2 separate regions of the Homo sapiens genome follow, and region 2 is linked to region 1. Evidence: chromatin contacts called from ENCODE Hi-C or POLR2A ChIA-PET data. All regions are on one chromosome and are shown on one strand. The core of a region is the stretch at or near the end of the contact, and the rest is flanking DNA. Distances in the headings are between cores, read along the strand shown.

Region 1 (5,755 bases), core at 2,278-4,777:
ATTATGAATCCCTTCTTAGAATGTTTTTAAATGTTTATAAAAGAAGCCAATTATAATAAAATATAGTTCTACCATGGAAACTTTGGGAAGGCCACAAACCCTATGTTAGGAGCTCCTTCCCTAATTTACCCTTTCCTGGGTAATATATTCTACTCCTATAGCTTCAACTTCTACCTAAATACTGATAATTCCAATTTCAAATCTCTCTCTCTCTCAAGCTCTAACCAGTGTCTACATCCATATCCTGAACTTTTCACTGTACATCAACATAATTGCATCTGATGCCTCATGGGTATCTCAAATTCAACACATCTGAAGCACTGCTGATCTCAGCATTGCCTAACACATTGCTGACCACCAGTCCACACTGGCAAAAATCTGAGAGTTTTTGTGAACACCTCCATCTTTCAAGTTCTGCCAAATATTTCTGCTAAGTATTTCTCAAATCCCCTCCTTTTTAATACCATTGCCACTGCCTTCAATCGAGCTCTTATCTCAACCGGGAAACTACAATTCCCTACAGATATTGTGCCTCCACCTCTTTGCCTCTTCAATCCACCCTTCCAACTGCTGCACTATGATCTTTCAATACTGTAACTGTCATTATTTTGGTACATAAATCCTTCAAAAAAAATTAGGGGGTGAATCATTCCGTGGTTTCTCATCACTGTATTTGATAAAATTTAAATCACTCTAGCCAGTTGAAATTCAAGGTGTAGCAAAATCTGGTAGCAGTCTCACTTCCTGCCTCATACACTAACTTACTGGGTAATATGTCATCTCCTGAACGCACCACATACTCTCACTCAGCTAACCTTTGCATATGCTGTCCCTTTCCACTCCTCCTCCATCATCCCCATTACCTCTATTGTAAAGTCCCTTGACTCCACCACACGGAATCAATAACTTTATTCTCTGAGCTACCTTTGCACTATATATATGTATATATAGGACATATATAACATATAATATATAATATATACAACATATATGTAATATATATAACATATATAACACACATATATATATGTTTGTTTTTGTTTTTTTTAGGATAGAGTCTCGCTCTGTCACCCAGGCTGGAGTGCAGTTCCAGGTTCGAGCGATTCTTGTGCCTCGGCCTCCCCAGCAGCTGGGACTCCAGGCATGCACCACCACGCCTGGCTAATTTTTGTATTTTTAGTAGAGACAGGGTTTTGTCATGTTGGCCAAGCTGGTCTTGAACTCCTGGCCTCAAGTGATCCGCCCGCCTCGGCCTCCCAAGGTGTTGGGATTACACCGCACCCGGCCCCTTCTACATATTGTTATCAATGAACATCTCTCATTGAATTACAGTTACCATTTCTGATCAATATAAGATGCTATCAACTACATGATGCACCACTATTTCCTGCATCACTAACAAAATAATATGGCAATTAAACTCTGCCACGCCAGCACTGTTAAGACATATTCTGACTGGGGGCAGTGGCTCAAACCTGTAATCCTAGCACTTTGGGAGGCTGAGGTGGGAAGACCGCCTGAGCTCAGGAGTTCAAGACCCATCTCTATTAAAAAAAAAAAAAAAAAAGACATATTCCAACTTCAGCTGTTTAAATGTGGGAAAAAATGTACAACGAAGAATCAGTGAAATACGGTGTCTATTTACCTAACAGACTCATCTACAAGACTGAGCTTCTTGATGACAAGAGCCTATACCTGCCACATAGCAAGTACTCAAAAAACATTTTTGTGAAATAGAAAAAATCCAACATATCAGCTCATTTTCCTGTCCTAATTAGTTTAGTAAACTGGATATGGTGGAATTTTAATTTAAGACTCTAAATTCTCAGAATTTTACATCTGTTCCTTTTCCAGGATGGGAGATACATCTAATTCCTGTACCCTGCTTCATTAAAAATCAAGCCCCATGAACCCAAAGTAGGAGAGTGGCCATGGGAGGCAGGAGGCTTAATAGAACCACAGAGTTCTGGATGTTTAAAACCTAGGATGCAATTTCTAGTCTATAAAAATCCTCAAGAATTGAACCTCTACTCTACTAAAAAGGCTTTTGTCTTTTTTGAGGATTTTAATGTTTTTCTCCTTCCAAGTTTAGGGGTGATGTGATTTTCTTGGGGAACATGAAGGAAAAATCTTATTTTTGTTGTTTCCTACCTGTAAAATGACATCCTTTATAGAAACAGCATCACTACTAGACACAGTAACAACAGCAATAGTCTGGATTTGTTTTCTGGGTCTCTAACTCATCAAACACAACCCAACACATGAATTATATGTATCAGTGTTTCGATTAACCTGCAGATCTTGCAAAAATGGAGGCTCTAAATCAGTAGATTCTGAATGACGCGTGAGATCCTGCATTTCTAACAGGCTTGCAGGTGATGCTGACACTGCTGGTCCATGGGCCAGACTTTAAGTGGCAAATGCAGCATTATTTCATTTAACCTTCATGCCCACCCCCATCGGCTAGGAATTATTCCATAAATGAGGCCTGAAGTTGGAAAGTTACATAAACTGCCCAAGACCAAAGCGCTTAATAAAGAGTGAGGTGGATATTTCAACCCAGGTCTGTAACCCCCGGCACCTGGTAATCTTCCTACCACACCACAGTCTAATCAAAGAAAGTGAAAAAATAACACGCCTAGGACCCCCAGCAAACTTTCTGGGCATCCTTAAATTACACGTGCTCCTGAATTGATCTCAAACAGACCCGCCCACGAGTCACTCTGGAGACTCCGCAGCCAAAAAACAGGCAAGAGTTACTGAAAGGTGAGGCAGCTCGCGCATGGGGCGCAGACGGGGAGGAGGCAGTACCCTAAGTGGCCGCCGCTTCCCTAGTCAGTTCTACGGCTTGAGGCTCGCTTTGCCACCTATGGGACACTCTGGGAACCCTCCGTCCACGCTTGCAAACCGCCGGGACCTTCCAAGTTTAGGCGGGCGCACACGCGTCCCGACACAGCTGAGTCCAGGAGGCACTCGGGGAGATGCGACCCTGGGGCGGTCACCCAAGCCGGGGCCCGGCGGCCGGCTAGACTGAGCCTCCCGCCCAGCCCCGAGGCTCCCTAGAGAACCGAGCGCGCACCCCAAAACCCTGCTCCTCCGGGGACAGAGGCAGGAAGAGGCCACAGAGAGCCGCCACTTCAGGGAGCCCGAGGAGCACGGCGAGCCGGGTGGGCTCCGGGGGCGGGCAGAGCGTGGGGCGGGGACGGGGCGGGGAGGCCGGGGTCCCGAGAGGGGGAGACCGGAAGGGAACGCCGGGGAGGGGAGGGCTGGGAGCGGCGGTTACAAACCCCACACGCCGAAAAGGCGCGCTCTCTCGTCCGGCCGCACTCACTCACCTCCCCCGTACACGCCGCCGCTCATGGCTGCTGCCGGCGCGACTCCTACCCTAAGGGCTAACTGGCGAAGTGACTGCAGTGGCCGCGACTGCGAGTCTCGAGGAGCGATAGCCCCTGACTCCCTTAACTTCCACCGCCACCCACCTCAGGCAACAAAGCGGCGTCCACACACCCCGGAGCTCAGCCACACTTGCTGGCTCCTCCTATCAGCCAATCACTAGGGTCCAGGCCTAAGTCTAGCCAATCAGAATGCGGCTGCGCCGCATCCCCGCCGCGGCCCAGCAGGTTTAGCCAATCGAAGGCAGCCATGGGGGCGGGAAAGAGGAAAGCGACAGCAGGACAGAAGGAGTTGGGTTGCGGAGCTGGAGGGGGCGGAGCTTCCCGGGTGGGCGAGGGAATGGGCGGAGGCAGTGGGAGAAGAAGGAGGAAGGCTGGAAGAAGCATGGGGGCGGGACTAGGAGGTGCGTCTGGGCGCTGAGGAGCGGCGGGAACCCGGGTAGGGGAAGGTAGACCCCTGGAAATTGAACGGGTGTCTCCACGCCGAGATTCCTGTCCAGTGACTGTGGGGAATGCGGATTTCTTTCTTTTTTTCTTCAGAAAAAGTATTTTAAACTAACTTTTATGTTGAAAAAGTAAAAATTTTGCGCTCCACTTTGGGATAGGGGAATCAGTAAATCAGACAAATTGATAGGATCTTGCAGTTTTTAAAATGGTTATTAATAAGTAAAAGAAGAATGAAATTATGCGGTATCCCAGCTAAACCTAGGTAGCGCTTTAAAAACTATTAAAAAACTTACTCATTTCTTTAAAAAAAAAAAAAAATTTCAGGCCGGGCGTGGTGGCTCATGCGTGTAATCCGAGCACTTTGGTAGGCCGAGGCGGGCAGATCACAAGGTCAGGAGTTCGAGACCAGCCTAGGCAACACAGTGAAACCCTGTGTCTACTAAAAATGAGAAAAGTAGCCGGGCCTGTAGTCCCAGCTACGCAGGAGGCTGAGGCAGGAGAGTCGCTTGAACCCGGGAGGCAGAGGTTGCAGTGAGCCGAGATTGCGCCACTGCACTCCAGCCTGGGCGACAGAGCAAGACTCTGTCTCAAAAAAAAAAAAAATCAATTTCTTTTATCCTGTGAGAGGTATTTAAAACAGCTAATCAATCTTCATTCAAGCAAGCACCCAATCCTAAATAGGCATCCCAAAAACAGCCTTAGTCCCCTATTTCTACCAGCCTAGTCCAGATCACCTTCCTTTATCCCCAGATTACTGCAACAACTTGTTGCTGTGTCCCTTTGCCACTCTTGATCAAGGGAGCTTCATCTGTGAAAACGCCCAAACCCGATCAGGACACTCCAGCGCTCAAACCCTTAAGATTGCTGCCTATCCTTGTAATTGATCCTTGTCTAGAGTCTAGACATGCAGTGCCTACTTTTAACCTTAGAAACGATTGACTAAAACCCCATCAGTCTCAGTGGCAGAGGGTGGCAGAAAGTGATGAGGCAGTAGGGTGGGAAAAAAGGCTAGCGGGAAAACTCTTTCCCATTCACTTGACAATATAATCACAGTGTATCTGACCATTTAGAAAAGCCCTATTAACCCAGTGAGATAATGCAGATGTGTGTCAGCACACTATGGCACTAGGGCCAAATCCAGTCTTTTGTGTGTGGGGTGGGGAGGGGAGGTGGGGAAAAGGGGAAGCAGGTGGGAAGACTGCCTTTTTTTTTTTTTTTTTTTGGCCTTGAGCTAAGAATGATTATTTCTGTTTTTAAATTATTATTTAAAATATTTTAAAGAATAATATGTGACAGGTTGGGCATGGTGGCTCACAGCTGTAATCCTAGCACTTTGGGAGGTCCAAGCAGGAGGATCGCTTGAGGCCAGGAGTTCAAGACCAGCCTGGGCAACACAGGGAGACCCCCGTCTCTACAAAAAATTTTAAAATTATCTGGGTATGGTGGTGCATGCCCCCTAGCTACTCTGGAGGCTAGGGTGAGAGGATTGCTTGAGCCTGGGAGTTCAAAGCTTCAGTGAGTCGTGATCTCCCCACTGCACTCCAGCCTGGGTGACAAAGCAAGTCCCTGAAAAAAAAAAAAAAAAAGAAAAAAAGAAAACAAAAGAAAGAAGGAGAGAGATGTGAAAACTATGTGAAATTCACACTTCAGTGACCTTAAACTAAGTTTTATTAGGACACAGCCCACACTTACTCATTTATGACTATTTTGCTCTGTAAGGGTAGAGTTGAGTAGTTGGGAGACAGAGACTATGTGTCCCACTCAGCTGGAGAATACATTTATTACTGGACCCTTTACAAGAAGAGTTTGCAGACCTGAGCTAACACATGTAATATAACCAGCATAGCGTGCATAAGTACCCTATGTTAACTGTTGTCCCCATTATTATAGCTGTCACTGTAGCTGCATATCAAATC
Region 2 (5,755 bases), core at 2,401-4,900, 600 kb after region 1:
CCATGTTGGCTAGGCTGGCCTCGAACTCCTGACCTCAGGTGATCTGCCTGCCTTGGCCTTCCAAAGTGTTGGGATTACAGGCGTGAGCTACTGTGCCCGGCCTGTCTAGATTCTTCTTGGCCTCTCTGTGCATGCATTCCTTCCTTCTGGGTGTGGGGCAAGACACTCTCTGGAATTGGGGGTGGGGTCTTATAACCTATGATTGAACAACTAGGCTAGATAGTTTCTTTATGGCAGATTTTTACATAGAAAGGTGGGAGGAAAGTTAGAGCAACATGTTCAGGTTTTATGGCTGGCTATGGGGAAAAAGGGTTCTGGTTTCTATAGCCCACTTTGGAGAAGAAGATTCCAGTTTCTATGACTAGCCTTAGGGGAGAATAAAAAGGCAAAGACAGGAGGGTAGGAAGTTAGAGGAAAAACTTTGGGTTCTGAGGCCTTTATTTTGGGATATCATTTTCTGAGCCCCAGCACTTAGTATTCAAAAAATGTAAGACTGCCTTGGTAGTGACCTTCTGGACACTGGGAACTTTCAATGAAAGATTATAGGGATTATTACTGGAATCCACCTGGAATAAGAATCTACATCCTTAAAATATTTTCTGGGAATCTGTGATCCTATGTCACTTAGTTCAGCCTTTGGAAGAATATGTCTCACGAATTTACAGAATTTACACCTTTCTCTTGTTAAGCCTTGGTAGCCAGACTTTCTGTTTGGAAGTGCCTTTTCAGATAAGACCTAAATCTCCCTTGATATATGGAGCCTCCTAGAGCCAATCTGTCTTTCCAAAGCTGAATATGAAAAGTTTCCAGGCACTGCCACGTTATTGATGACTTCCATTACCCTTTGACGACTTAAATGACAGCCCTGCTGGGGAGAAAAACAAACACAATGGAGCTTCTCTTTCTTCTCCATTTTGCAATCGTACACACTCTTCAGTCTTCTACTTTACTTTTGAAAAATGTCTGTAGTCACTTCTGTCTACTCTTTCACTTCTGAAATGATTTTGAAATTGTTTTTTTTGAGTAAACATCTGAACTCAGGGGCCCGGGACTACTGTTGGTTGGCCCAATTGACAGCCATTAATTTAGTGAACCTCTTATTCATTTCATCTATGTCCATGAAAATTACCAGCAAGTTCAGGGTCAGGAGGGTGTGTAAGCATTCATACACAGTGTGTATGTGTGTCTGTGTTGTGTTTGGTGTGTGATAGAGAACTGATTGATAACAATCGGCCCTATGATCCTCCCCTTTCTGGGTGTCCTAGAAGATGGGCTAAGGGTATGATGAGAGAGGGGTGTTGAGCTTTCCAAGTTAATGCTGTAAGTATTTATTAGAGGGGTAGATTATGGAAGAGGATAGAGTCCATATTTAGCTAGCGTCTTCAAAGAGGAACTGATACCTTCAAGTGAAAGAAAATGTGCATGTTGCCTTATAGAGGCGTTCTTCCTGGCAGGTGACATGCTGTGGCTTTTTATAGAAATGCCTAAATGTCTCAATTATTCTTGCTTTATTTAAATTTTTTCTTTCTTAAAAATAGGATAAATAATAACAGTGACTGCTTATTACAGAAGAAGGTGATTAACTAATGAATTTAAACTTACTTGAAGTTTCTGGAGAAGACTGCTTTGGAAGAAAAAGGCCTATTAGTGTTAAAACTATTAATTATCTTCTAAATAATAATTGTTTATAGATGATTATCAGTGAATTCTAGGACTTGAGCCTCTCTTCCCCCATTTAAAAAATTAAATACATATGTGCAGATTAAATATCTATGTCTTTCATACGCAGCTATCAATTTTGGAGTCCTTGTTGGGACTGGAGGTCAATAGGAGTCACCTTCTTATGGTTTTACATTACCTCTGACATTGCAGATAAATTCACAGTCAAGGAAGTGCTTTTGCAGAAGTTTTCTTAGGTCTTGCAGAAACCTAGTGAAGAACGGTGAGGATTAGCCATGGGGGTTTGGAGTTTGCCACTCCGTGACTCTGCCATTCAATGAGCTCAAGCCTCTGGTCCTGACTCATCTTGTCTGTGCTTCTCCCATCATCCCTCTGCCCCTGCCTGTGGAGAGGTTGGGGTCTGCTTTGCGCCATTGTCTCCTCACTCCCAAGTCTTATCCGTGGTGACTGGGTCTATGCCGGAGAGGAGGAGTCCTCTCATTTGAACTGTGGCATCTTAAGGCTCTATGTGACTATTTTGCAAATGTTCTTAATGATAGGTTTAGAGTTTTCTTTCTTTTCTCTTCCTATACCCTTTCCTCTTCATTTCCTATAGGGCAAAAAGAGTGAAGATAGTAAAGAGTGAATCCTATAGATTTGATTATTTTCCATTAATAATCCAACAGAGTGTGTGGCACATGGTAGATGTTCAATAGACAGCTGATAAATTAATGAATGAATAACCACACTCATATCCACACTGGAAGGTGGTGTATATGGTTGTAGAGTGTGAGCTCTGGAGTCAGACTACCTGGGTTTGAATTTCAGATTTAGTAGCTAGGAGACTTTAGGCAGGTTACTTAGTTTCTCTGCCTCAGTTTTCTTATCTGTAAAGTAGGGATAAAATTCTCTCTCTTGAATTTCTTGTGAAGAGTAAATGAGTTAGTAAGTAATAAGGGCTAAGAATAGTGCCTAATACATATTAAGTACTCAATAAATGCTATTAAAGTATATTTCCATATGTAATCTCATTTTATCCTAACAACTATTTGGTGACATAAATGAGACAGGTATTTCTGGACCTAATAGCTGAGGAATCTCAGGTTCACAGGACTGCTAAGCAGTAGAGGGATGTCTAACATTCATTCTGATTCCAAGGTCTGATTTTTCTAGATTGAAGTTATTTGTTTAGTTTTGAAGGTGATTAAAAGACATTTAAAAAGAAAAGCAATTAGCTTTGATTTCAGTAAAGGTTATGGGTCTTGTAAAAGGTCAAAATCACTTTCTGTGGTTGAATGAGATGAAAAGAGGTTGAATGAAGTAACAAAGATAAGAACTGGTGCTACAGAAATAATGAGTCGTTATCAAAACACCTCAGTGTCTCGGGGAAGAGCGAAAGAAGCACTTTGGAATAACCAAGAGAAAGAATTAATCAATCTGATTTAAAACTGAATAATACCTTCTTTATTTTTCAGTGTTAGCACTGAGCTTTTGCTGAAAATTCACTTTGCTCTAAAATGGCCTAATTTTTCCTTTTAATTTGCATTTCCTTCCTGCCCAGATGCGACTGGCAGCAGCCCAGTGGTAGTTCCACTAAAGCAACTGTGCTACAGCACCTCAATTTGGATCTCAGAGCTGTCCTTTTACATTTGCTTCTTTGCATAATTTGTCAAACTTTGTAAGTTGCACAGCAAAATTCTGCCAATAAAGAACAGGAAGTTTGGGTCATCCTTCTGGGTTTACTGTTTTATATTTGTTTTTTCAGCAACTGGAGTCAAGCTCTGGTGAAAGTATTAACACATTAGCAGTTTGGAATTGCGCTCAAGGCTTCTGTTCAATGAATATGAAAAAACTGAGCAACAAGGAGACTTGGGCACATTATTTATACATTTGGTGAGCTCATTCACTCGCCCAGGGAAATCAGGCAGCACAGCCGCCAGCCCAAGGTTAATTTTGTTTTCTTCTCAGCCAGGAACAGGGTGTGCTATTACACAGAGAGAAATGAGGACTTTTTAATTGGCAAAGAGGAACTTCTGCTGCATAAAGAGGTATTCCAATCACTGGAGGTCAACAGAAATTCTTTCAGATTTTAAAATCTTGCTGTGTTCAAAGTTTAATGCAAAATCCTTCAAATTGCTAGTATTCAAAAACCCTGCATTAACTGTTTAGAAACAGAAGAGGGCACCTCATCATTCCTTATGCCAAATTTATTTATTTATTTTTTTAAGCGTGAACAGGAAACTGGCTTGCGAATGAAAATGAAAAACCACTTCCTTTTCCTAATGAATGAATGAAAAGATTCTGTTAATATTTTTAAAAGCTTAACTATGAGTAGAAAAGCTGTATTCACTTTCTAGTTTCAAGAGACCTCAGAGTTTAAGTTGGAGACTAGCCATAAAAAGTTTAATTCTATTATAAAGTGGCTGTCAAATACAATGCATTTAGATTTTAAACCAAGAGCCGCCTGGATATCCTTCTTTTCTATTGGCTAGGTAACCAGTTAATTAGGGTAACTCCTCCTTTCTTCTTCTCCTCATGTTTGAATCCCAGTTTTTCTCAGAATTAAATCTTTCTAAGCATCAGTGAATCTTTTAAATTTTATGCAAAATGTGTTTGTGTATTTTTCTAGAGGAAGTTTGGAGTTTTAATCAAATTATCTACCCTTTCCTGGGTTAAAACTCCAGGAAGTTTCCATGTTTAATTCTACCTTATGCTAATTGAGATTTTACTCTATATTCTGTCATAATAAATACTATTAGAATAAAAACCTTAGGACTTTTCTAATAATTTAAACCATAACTGTTATGGAATGTAGCAACAAACCTTTTGATTGTCTTTGATATTCTTTGTATTAAGTTTTAGACAGAGTCAAAAGGAAACTTTTCAGTCTAACCTAATCACTTTAATTACTGGTCCTAGAGGGTAGCACTGATTTGTCCTGGGTTACACGAGCAGTGAGCATGAGAATTCAGAAGTAATAGACCGGTCTTTTACCTTTACATTCTTTTAGTCTATATTCTTTTCTCTGAGTCATGCTTGGTTGAAAATTTGCACTGATTCATACATTTATGGAATCCTTATATTGCTCTGCTCACACATATGAGTTGCTTTTTTTTTTTAAGAGTTGAGGGTCTCACTATGTTGCCCAGGCTGGAGTACACTGACTATTCACAGGTGAGTTCATCGCTCACTGCAGCCTTGAACTCTTGGTTTGAAGTGAGCCTCCCTCCTTAGCCTCCTGAATAGCTGAGACTATAAGCACATGCCACCATACCTGGCTTCTGTGTTGTTTTGTGTTTTATACTTTGGTAGATAGTTTTATTCTCTAAGTGAACAGTTTAAAAGCAGCAAAATGCATGTTGTTTCTTTTCCAAGTTGTCTTTGTATGTAAGTTCCCCTGATAAGCATTATGTCTTGTTCACGTCTCCAGGTCTCTTCTTCAGCCCTTGGACACAGTGTCATCCCTATTGGAGTCAATAAAGGTATGGCATGACATATGTATTCTGGGGATAGACTATTTTCACAAAGGACAGTTGTCAATTTCATTAACACTGTACCATACAGGAGTGTTTCTAGGGGGCAGTTGCTTTCTTATAATAATAATAGCAAACATGTATATAGTGTTTACTACTTACAAGACTGGGAAACACACAAACCAACAGACTGTTCTGTCCTACTATACTCTCAGCACAGAATATTTTTGTGGCCAGATGTGTACGGGTCTTTACACATATTTCAAGCAGCTCTCCAGCAGATATCAACTGGGTCTTCCACAATTCAATTCGATTTTGACACTGTCTACCTGAATAGCCCTTACAAGTTGAAGGCTCAGTCCCATACGACTGCTCTCATTTCAGACGCCAATCTCAAGTCTGGGCCCCCCATATTTCTGACTGACCAGCAATAAATTGGAGGTTCCCATGACCCCCTCTCAGGTTCAGTAATTTGCTAGAATGGCTCACAGAACTCAGGGAAACACTTTGCTTACAATTACCCATTTATTATAAAGGGCAGCACTCAAGGACAGCCAGATGGAAGAGATGCACAGGCTGAGTAGAGACGTGAGGGGCATCCCATCCTCCCAGCTCCTCTACAC

What was found. A loop is a pair of places that touch in the nucleus more often than their neighbours do. ChIA-PET counts read pairs that join two places held with the same protein, here RNA polymerase II (POLR2A). Pooled maps may share reads with other maps.
Region 2: a loop to region 1 is called in a map of PC-3, with 5 times the contacts of the local background. The contact joins the enhancer-like site here to the promoter of ACTL6A in region 1. A Hi-C loop is called at or near these places in 1 of 168 maps with a recorded cell type or tissue (PC-3), 12 of 37 single-sample maps with no recorded cell type and 6 of 50 pooled maps. POLR2A ChIA-PET finds 5 or more read pairs at or near these places in 1 of 52 experiments (OCI-LY7).

The regions. Positions count from the first base shown.
Region 1 is chr3:179,560,698-179,566,452 of GRCh38, reverse strand. ACTL6A (actin like 6A) reads right to left here and starts at 3,527. Exons shown (of 14, transcript NM_004301.5): 1 at 3,336-3,527. The coding sequence starts at 3,360. RefSeq lists silencers at 647-706, 3,436-3,665.
Region 2 is chr3:178,964,831-178,970,585 of GRCh38, reverse strand. It overlaps LOC124906307 (a long non-coding RNA gene), which reads left to right. Exons shown (of 3, transcript XR_007096179.1): 2 at 5,090-5,141. Among named protein-coding and RNA genes, the nearest start is that of ZMAT3, 100 kb to the left of the region's middle. Within about 2 kb of position 3,650, at least 8 of the 41 ENCODE cell types and tissues checked have a DNase peak (open chromatin) inside an H3K27ac peak, as active enhancers do; they include OCI-LY7, where a contact is called at or near this core.